2 separate regions of the Homo sapiens genome follow, and region 2 is linked to region 1. Evidence: read pairs that join two places in POLR2A ChIA-PET (ENCODE). Cell type or tissue: HepG2. All regions are shown on one strand. Each heading gives the region's core, and the rest is flanking DNA. Links, peaks and the distances in the headings are about the cores only. Region 1 has its middle 18 kb from the start of TMEM230. Region 2 overlaps CDS2 (CDP-diacylglycerol synthase 2).

What was found. ChIA-PET counts read pairs that join two places held together with the same protein. Peaks named below come from ENCODE experiments on the same cell type or tissue, not always from the same donor. Only the 100,000 strongest peaks of a DNase experiment are listed, where the experiment ranks them.
Region 2: POLR2A ChIA-PET joins it to region 1 with 5 read pairs; 3 of 35 experiments call an interaction of 5 or more read pairs at or near these places.

Annotation. Positions count from the first base shown.
Region 1 is chr20:5,093,023-5,097,413 of GRCh38, forward strand. It overlaps a transcript of TMEM230 not described here. Among named protein-coding and RNA genes, the nearest start is that of TMEM230, 18 kb to the right of the region's middle. In HepG2, for the core only: no CTCF peak of the experiment used is centred there; no DNase peak of the experiment used is centred there.
Region 2 is chr20:5,150,393-5,154,783 of GRCh38, forward strand. All of the region lies in intron 1 of CDS2 (CDP-diacylglycerol synthase 2), which reads left to right. Among named protein-coding and RNA genes, the nearest start is that of CDS2, 26 kb to the left of the region's middle. In HepG2, for the core only: no CTCF peak of the experiment used is centred there; DNase peaks (open chromatin) are centred at 459, 2,025, 2,689 and 3,609; H3K4me3 peaks cover 1,082 bases.

The sequences.
Region 1 (4,391 bases), core at 249-4,248:
ACAGGCCTCCAAATTGGAAATGAAGAAGTAAAACTGTCTCTATTTACAGATGGCTGATCTTATATATAGAAAACCCTAAAGACACCACCAAAAACCTGTTAGAACTAAATAAAGTTGTAGGATACAAACGTTAACATATAAAAATCAGTAGTGTTTCTATACATTAACGAAGAACTATTCAAAGAAAAAAAAGAATAAGAAAACCTCCATTTTATTTCCTATTTTATTTTAATTTTGTTATTTTGTAGAGAGAGGGTCTATGTCGCCCAGGCTGGAGTGCAGTGGTGCAATTTTGGCTCACTGCAACCTCCACCTCCTGGGCTCAAGCTATCCTCCCATCTCAGCCTCCTGAGTAACTGGGACTACAGGCACATGCCACCATACCTGGCTAATTTTTTTGTAGAGATGGGGTTTTGCCATGTTGCCCAGGCTGGTCTTGAACTCCTGGGCTCACGCAATCTGCCTGCCTCAGCCTCCCAACGTGCTGGGGTTACAGGCATGAGCCACTGCGCCTGATTTATTTATTTATTTAGAGATGGAGTCTTGCTCTGTCGCCCAGGCTGGAGTGCAGTGGCACCATCTCGGCTCACTGCAACCTCCACCTCCCGGGTTCAAGTGATTCTCATGCCTCAGCCACCCGACTAGCTGGGATTACAGGAGTACACCACCATGCCTGGCTGATTTTTGTATTTTTAGTAGAGACACAGGGTTTGCCATGTTGGCCAGGCTGGTCTTCAGCTCCTGGCTTCAAGTGATGTGACTGCCTTGGCCTCCCAAAGTGCTGGGATTACAGGCATGTGACACTGCACCCAGCCTAAAAGGTCCCATTTATCAAAGCTATATAAAATGTAAAATACTTAGAAATAACTCTGATATCCCAAAACAGGGGAAACTTGGAGCGATCAACAAATCCGATCAGTGAGCTTTTTTTTTCCCCTTTTTCCTTTGTGAGATGGAGTCTCGCTCTGTCGCCCAGGCTGGAGTGCAGTGGCACAATCTTGGCTTGGCTCACTGCAACCTCTGCCTCCCGGGTTCAAGCGATTCTCCTGCCTCAGCCTCCTGAGTAGCTGGGATTACAGGCACGTGCCACCATACCTGGCTAATTTTTGTATTTTTAGTTGAGACGGCGTTTCACCATGGTGCTCAGGCTGGTCTCGAACTTTTGACCTCATGATCCGCCTGCCTCGGCCTCCCAAAGTGCTGGGATTACAGGCGTGAGCCACCGTACCTGGCCTTTTTAAGTGACAAGGTCTCACTCTGTTGCCCAGGCTGGAGTCCAGTGGACCATCACAGGTCACTGTAGCTTCAAACCCTGGGCTCAACTGATCCCATCTCAGCTTCCTGAGTAGCCAGGATTACAGACACACACCACCACACCTGGCTAATTTTTAAAAAAAAATTTTTGGCCAGGCATGGTGGCTCACGCCTGTAATCCCAGTACTTTGGGAGGCTGAGGCGGGAGGATCACGAGGTCAGCAGTTTGAGACCAGCCTGGACAACATGGTAAAACCCCATCTCTACTAAAAATACAAAAATTAGTCAGGCGTGGTGGCACGTGCCTGTAATCCCAACTACTCAGAAGGCTGAGGTAGGAGAATAGCTTGAACATGTGAGGCAGAGGTTGCAGTGAGCTGAGATCCCGCCACGGCACTCCAGCCTGGGACAGAGCTAGACTCCATCTCAAAAAAAAAAAAAAAAAAAAAAAATTTGTACATCTGCTGCCCAGGCTGGTCTCGAACTCTTGGCCTCAAGGGATCCTCCCACCTTGGCCTCCTAAGTAGTTAGGACTACAGTTGCTCGCCACCATGCCCAGTGCCATCAGTAAGCTAAGGCTTACACTTTTCTGATCACAGCTACAGGGACAGCTGGTCTTACTGCCCAGGTTCCTCATGGTCACCTCCTATTTCCTAATGTAAGTCATCTCCTCACAACTACGGGCAAAGGGGCACTGCTTTTCTTCAACTCTACCAGGCCACAGACCCTCCCAGGATGTGCTGGTGATTTTGCTGCTGCCATTAGTTCAGCTGTGGGGCAAAAGCAGCGCGGTGGATGGTGGTCTCAGGGCAAACTCTGTAGACATTAATTCTAGAGAAAACCCTCTGGAAGGATTAGCATCTTAGCCAAGAAACTTTAACCCTCAGGTTGGAGCATTTTCTAGTTGGCTCTTCTTGTGTTAGTGAGAGGAATGAAAGAACGGAGGCATTAGAGACCCACGGATGGAGGCAAGCCAGCACCTCCAGTGTTCGGAGTAAACTCCTGAGGCACCAGGCCTGCCTCCCACAGAAATCGAAAGAAAACCTATCCTGCCTCTCACTGGGTCATAAATTACACATCGTCCCCTTCCCTGAGCCTTCAGGGAACCGAAGCATGTTCCACTCCTGCCACCGACCTTCCTCATCTTTGGGACTCCTGTCTCGATTTCTCACTGATCACAAAAAATGATCTTCACAAAGTCTTCCTGCATTGTTTCTCTGCCATTTCTATGAAGCTTCTGCAGACTTTGGGAGTTACTGTCTTAGCTAGAGAATAATAGTGGATCAAAGAGGACAGACTATACCCTCTAAGTGCCCCCACACCCAGGGCCACCCATTGGCACTGCCTGAGGAGGTCCAGTCTCAAGGTGAGGAGATGGACTAGGAGGGAAACTGGGCCCCCATCAGTCAGCGCTTCTCAGACACTGACATGCAACTAACAGGTAGGGTTCTTGACATACAGGGCTCTTGCTACAATGCAGATACCGATTTAGGAGAGGAGCCCAAGATTCTGCATTTCAAATTTCCCAAGTGATGTTGATGCTGCCGGTCCACAGACCAGACTGCATTTGCATAGCAAGGAGCAAGACTGAGGGGAGGTGAAAAAATAGAGGAAAAACAAGCTCCATGAGAGGCGATCTGATGATGCTCCAGATCTAAAACCTCTTGTCTTCAAGGACTTCCCTGCAGGGCCTTTCACTTTTTCCAGAGGATTGGAGCACACAGCCTTCCAGGCCCAGCCACATGCTGGTAAAGGGCCAGGGGCCTGAGACCTCCTCACACCCTCCGTCAGCAGCTGTCAGGGAGAGGAGCCCTGCCTGGGCTGGCAATCAACCCTCGCTCCTGCCGCTGGCTCTGGGGTGGTTCTGCCATGGAACAGCAGGTTCAAGATGGCAACAGGGTAACAGATGGTCTCTCTTCCCTCCACCTCTGCCTCATCCCAGGCTCTGCTCCCTGAAGCCAAAGCAGTGATCCTCTTTACTTTCTCAAACAGCAGCTTACTTTGTGCCAGGCTGTGTGAACCACCATCTGGAACTGTTTTTATTTAATCCTCACAATCACCTTGTGAGGTAGGAATTGTTCTATCCCCACTTTAGAAGGAAACTGAGGCCCCATCACTGAACTACATACCTGTGAGGCCAGGAGCCTATGGGACTGAATCTAGGAGAGAAGCCTCAGGATAGGAACTTAATGAAAAATCAAGGCAACTAAGGTGCATTGATTGGTATAGGACCCTTCAAAGGTAAGCAGAAAGCCAGTGCTGTTACTGTCCTTCTACCAGGTTCCCTTACCATACACCAGTGGCAGGAGGTTCTCCTGTGCCAGCTGGTACAGGTAGGTCATGAACTGGGCTCCTTGGCCTGGGCAGAGGGTGCCAGGCAGAGGCATGACTGACCAGGCAGCACCAACTGTGTGAAGAGCAGCTGGCCTGCTAGGCAGCTGGTGGAAGGCCATTTAGGAGTCTGACGTAAATGTAGGTAGGTACTTGCCTACCTATCCATACCTCAAAGGAACATGGTGTCCTGGGATGGAAATGCACACGATTCCAGCTCTTCATTTGATAAACCTAAGTGCCCACAAGCACTGTGCTAGGCTTTGTGGGAGGGTTTAAAACACAGTCTTTGCCCTTAGTGAGGAAAATTAGCATGCTGGATATAAAAGAGTGGTGGAAACTTTAGTGAACTGGAGAATGCTACTCAGCTAAAACTTGTACTACCTTACTTTAGTTGGCTGGAGCCTCTCTGCAATGAAGGACTACCTGATTTTTCAAGTCCCAAATCAAGATCATGTGAACATTTCCCTTTTTAGAAACGAAAAGAACTTGGGGATAGGTGGTCAGAAAATAAAATGGAACAATTCAAAAAATAAATCCTCAAACGCAGGCCAACATGTGGCTGCTAGTTTGCAACCTGTGCTCCTCATTACCCCAGTCCTATATTTTCCTGTTGTACCTCCAGCACCTCACAATTCCTGGCAGAACAGAAGTGCCTCTGGTATGACCACGTGAAGCTCAACCAAGAGACCCACCAGAGTGGCAACGGATCTGAAATTTCCATCATATGCAGAACAGCTGAAGCAACTGGAGAGGGTTTTTAGCCTTGGAAATGACTAACAGGAGGCATAAGAGTTGTTGCAAAT
Region 2 (4,391 bases), core at 239-4,238, 57 kb after region 1:
TCTTTGCGTTACGATTCTGCCTTCCTAGCTTCCTGGTCTCCGCCAGTCATTTTTCTCCCACGGGTTGGCCAAAGAGCCCCTAACACAGGGAAGACTTGCAAGTTTCTCAGGGTCAGCCAGCAGGGCCATGAGGAGTGGGGCAGCCCTTGCCTTACTTTGTACCCAGTCTCGGAGAGAAGGGGAGGTGACAGGGGCCACTGGGTTCCATGGGGCCTGCAGGCCGAAAGCAAGGGCACCCTGGAGCAGTGCAGGCCTGTGTGGCACAGTGCCCTCATCCCGAGGCCCAACTCAGCCCCAGCCCCAGCCTCTGCTGTGGAGCATTCCTGACGCTCCCACCCCATTTCCTCATCTCTGTCTCCTCTCTAGGCTTCTTTGGAAATTGACTGTCCAAACCCTCATTAGGTGCTGTCTCCTCAGCAGATGGTCTCTGGAGTCAGGTTCTTTGTCTTCGATTTCTGTAGCTCCCACGTGATTCAGTAAAGGCATGCTGATTCATCATAGGGTTCCTGGCAGAAGGGCAAAACTATCAGGGGAACAAAGTAGCCAGAGATCACATGCGGAGCCACCTTCTGACTTGGTCAAGAACTCCTTGCTGGTCAGACCTGGCTGTTCCTAGCACGTATGGTTGTCAGGAGGTTGAGTTGGTACTAAATCAGCTGTGAAGATTAGCAACTGCCTGGGCAGTGAGAACCAGGCCTCTGGTTTCGGGAGGAATTTGTTGTGCAGCAAAATAAAATATTGCCATGTTAGTGTTTATTTTTAGTGTTGAAATGCCACCTTAAGTTGACAGTGTTAATGCTACATTGACATATGATATACTTAGTATCAGTCCCAATATTTCATTAAAAAGTACTTAGAATTTATAAAACTGAAAAAGTAAAACTGATGCAAGTGTACCAAGTTTGGACACATTAGAGAATATCAAGTAAAAATCAAATTTGATACAAATTAAACGCACAACATAAATTACCATTCCTGTGTAAGTTAGTAGATAAAAATTAATGTTTACTAAGATGTACTAAATTACATTTACTTCATTTACTACATTTAATTCAAAGTTAAAACTAAGATTTAAAATGCAGTGATCAGTGGGCAAGGTGGTATGTACCTGTAGTCTCAGCTACTTGGGAGGCTGAAGTGGGAGGATTGCTTAAGCCCAAGAGTTCGAGTCCAGCTTGGTAAGATAGCAGGATCCCATCTCTTAAAAAAAAAATAAATAAAATTTTTGTAGAGGTGGGGTCTTGCTGTGTTGCTCAGGTTGGTCTCGAACTCCTGCCTCAAGCAGTCCTTCTGTCTGCACCTCCCAAAGTGCTGGGATTTTAGGCATGAGCCACCATGCCTGGCCTAGACTCCATGTCTTTTTTTTTTTTTTTTTTTTTTTTTTTTTTTGAGACGGAGTTTCGCTCTTGTTGCTCAGGCTGGAGTGCAATGGTGTGATCTTGGCTCGCCACAACCTCTGCCTCCCAGGTTCAAGCAATTCTCCTGCCTCAGCCTTCTGAGTAGCTGGGATTACAGGTATGTGCCACCATGCCCCGCTAATTTTGTATTTTTAATAGAGACAGGGTTTCTCCATGTTGGTCAGGCCAGTCTTGAACTCCCGACCTCAGAAGATCCGCCTGCCTCAGCCTCCCAAAGTGCTGGGATTATAGGCGTGAGCCACTGCGCCTGGTCTGACTCCATGGCTTTTTAAAAAAAAAAAAAACAAAAAAACAAAAACAGGCAATGATCTTTTAAAATACGCATCGTTGGTGACATTGATACAAGTATATTTTTGTTCAAGTTTTTTTTTCTTTTTTTCCTGGTGCTGATAAACTAACTAGGAGTAGGGGAGTGATGAGAGCACTGAACTGCAACTCATTCCTCTTAAGCTTTCATCTCTAAAGAATCCCACCCTTTTGTTTGATAACTTTAAGGATTTCTTTTTTTGGCCAAGATTGCAGCCTTTTAATTGCTAGTGTCCTATGGTTTTTGTTTCAAAGACAGCATTTCCTGTTTATCTTGGTGTACTTTCGTTTCATCTTTAGTTTGGATACTCTTTGAACTGGCATAAGAATTAGTCTCCAGGCAGGCCAGGTACGGTGGCTCACGCCTGTAATTCCAGCACTTTGTGGGGCCAAGGCGAGTGGATCACTTGAGATCAGGAGTTCGAGACCAGCCTGGCCAACATGGTGAAACCCTGTCTCTACTAAAAATACAAAAAATTAGCCAGGCATGGTGGCACACACCTGTAATCCCAGCTACTCGGGAGGCTGAGGCAGGAGAATTGCATGAACTCGGGAGGCGGAGGTTGCAGTGAGCCAAGATTGCGCCATTGCACTCCAGCCCGGGTGACAAAGTGAGACTCTGTCTCTCACACACACGCACACACACATGAATTAGTCTCTAGGCAGAAACTTTGCTTTATTGATTGGTTTTCTTCCTCCTCTTGAGGATTATGGAGGAAAAGAGGAAGCCTTTTAAATGAGGACAGCTTGGTGTGGGTAAGTCTCAAAATATAAGTGGAGTAACTGGAAAAGCATGCCATTTAGTATGCATTTGTACCACACGGGCATTGTTGCTTTGTGTTTTAGGTTCTCATCTGTAAAAGGTCAGCAATACTATATCTCCTGTCCCTCCTGTTTTGTCCCACAATAATAGCCGGCTTTTGTGTAGTTTAGTTTACAATATTTTGTCTGGATTGTCTTGGGGCCTTTGGGGCTAGTTTTGAACTTTGATCCACAGGAGTAAATACAACTTACAGTGTGTCCCAATACCACCTTGCATGCACAGATCACTTGGAAACAAAAGTTTCAGGAAGCAGTACTTACTGTTTGTGATATATTCGGAAGTTTTCTTTTCTGTTTGAGTCTATCTTATACTTTTTATGTACACTTTTTATTAAAGTATAACATATGTATAGAGTGCGTACATATCATATTTTTACAATGACTTTTCATAAAGTAAGCACATCTCTGCAATCAAGATAAAGCAAAATGGCACCAGTCCCAGGGAAGCGTCTCTCCTGATGTCTCCTAATCACTGCTCCCCTCAGGGGAGCCACTAGCCTGACTTCTGGCTCCATATCTTATTTTATATTTTGCTAGTTGTGACCCACTGAATTGATTTCAAGACCCGGTAGGTCTCAACCTATAGTTTAAACAACACAACCTTGTTTTATTTTCCCAATAACTCTTAGGAATTCCTTTTTATGGATGAAAAAGCTAAGGCCCAGTGGTCAGATTTCTCCCAAGATCGTATAGCTTGTACTGTTTGCTTTTTCCCATGCATTTGAGCTACTCTTCTTCCTGAGATGAGGAATGACTTGCTTTGGAAAGACAGTTGCAGCCCTTTTTGTTTTATGTCTTGTTTATCACTCTCCCTTAATGTGTTTACAAGATTGATATTCATTATTAATGTAGCTTTAGTGAGTTCCTGATCTTACCATTCTTAAGTACTGAGAATGTTTTTGGTTTGTGTTTTTGTGACTGAGTCAGAGACATTTGCTTTTGCTTTGGAGGTTTGTGGCTTGGAAACTTTCATGATATTTGTCTTTGGCCTCCCCCTAATAGGATGAAGCTCTTCAGGTGGCATGCAGGTATGACAAATGATGACTGTGCACAGCTTCCCACCTTCATTCACTGTGCTGACCTGCAGTTCCTTCCTTGCCTGTAGGCTTTTCCTATAGAGAGATTTCTTTCCACCCCGTTCCCACCTCATGTCTCCCTTAGGCTCCAGAATACCTATGTGGAGGGCCTGAGTGCTAAGCTGTCCTGTCATCTGCAAGCTTGTCTGATTGTGAGATTGTTGTTCCCAGCCAGCACCTCTGGGAGTAGAAGTCCCATAGCCCATACCTGGAAACTTTTTCCCCAGTTGCCGAGCCTGGAGGCTCTCTTGGGCTGTGAAGTGTTCACTGGCTGTGGTAGTTCACAGCCGAGGCTTTCATTCTAAGAGCCTTGACCTTCTGGGTTCACCACCCTTGGTAGTTCTCTGCCTCTCTGGGAGAGAGGCAGCTTGGAAACACTGTCAGGGCAAGTGTGTCCCAGGCTGTGTTGTAGGCCATGGGGATATAGCAGTGAATAAACAAAGTCTCTTCCACTCTGAGCATTCGTCCAAATGGAGGAGATAGACAAATGTGCAGTCATTTCAGGTGGTAGTGATGTTAGAAGAATAAAACTGGTTTTTCTTAATAGGATGTAGCCTTTTGAAGTGCCAGTGTCTGAAGGAGCATTCCAGTGTGCTGTCCAGTTGGCACAAAGGACAGATGTCTTTTTGTTTGTTTGTTTGTTTGTTTTATGAGACAAGGTCTTAGTCTGTCACCCAGGTGGGACTGCAGTAGTGTGATCTTGGCTCACTGCAGCTTCCACCTCCCGGGCTCAAGAGATCCTCCCACCTCAACCTCCCGAGTAGCTGGG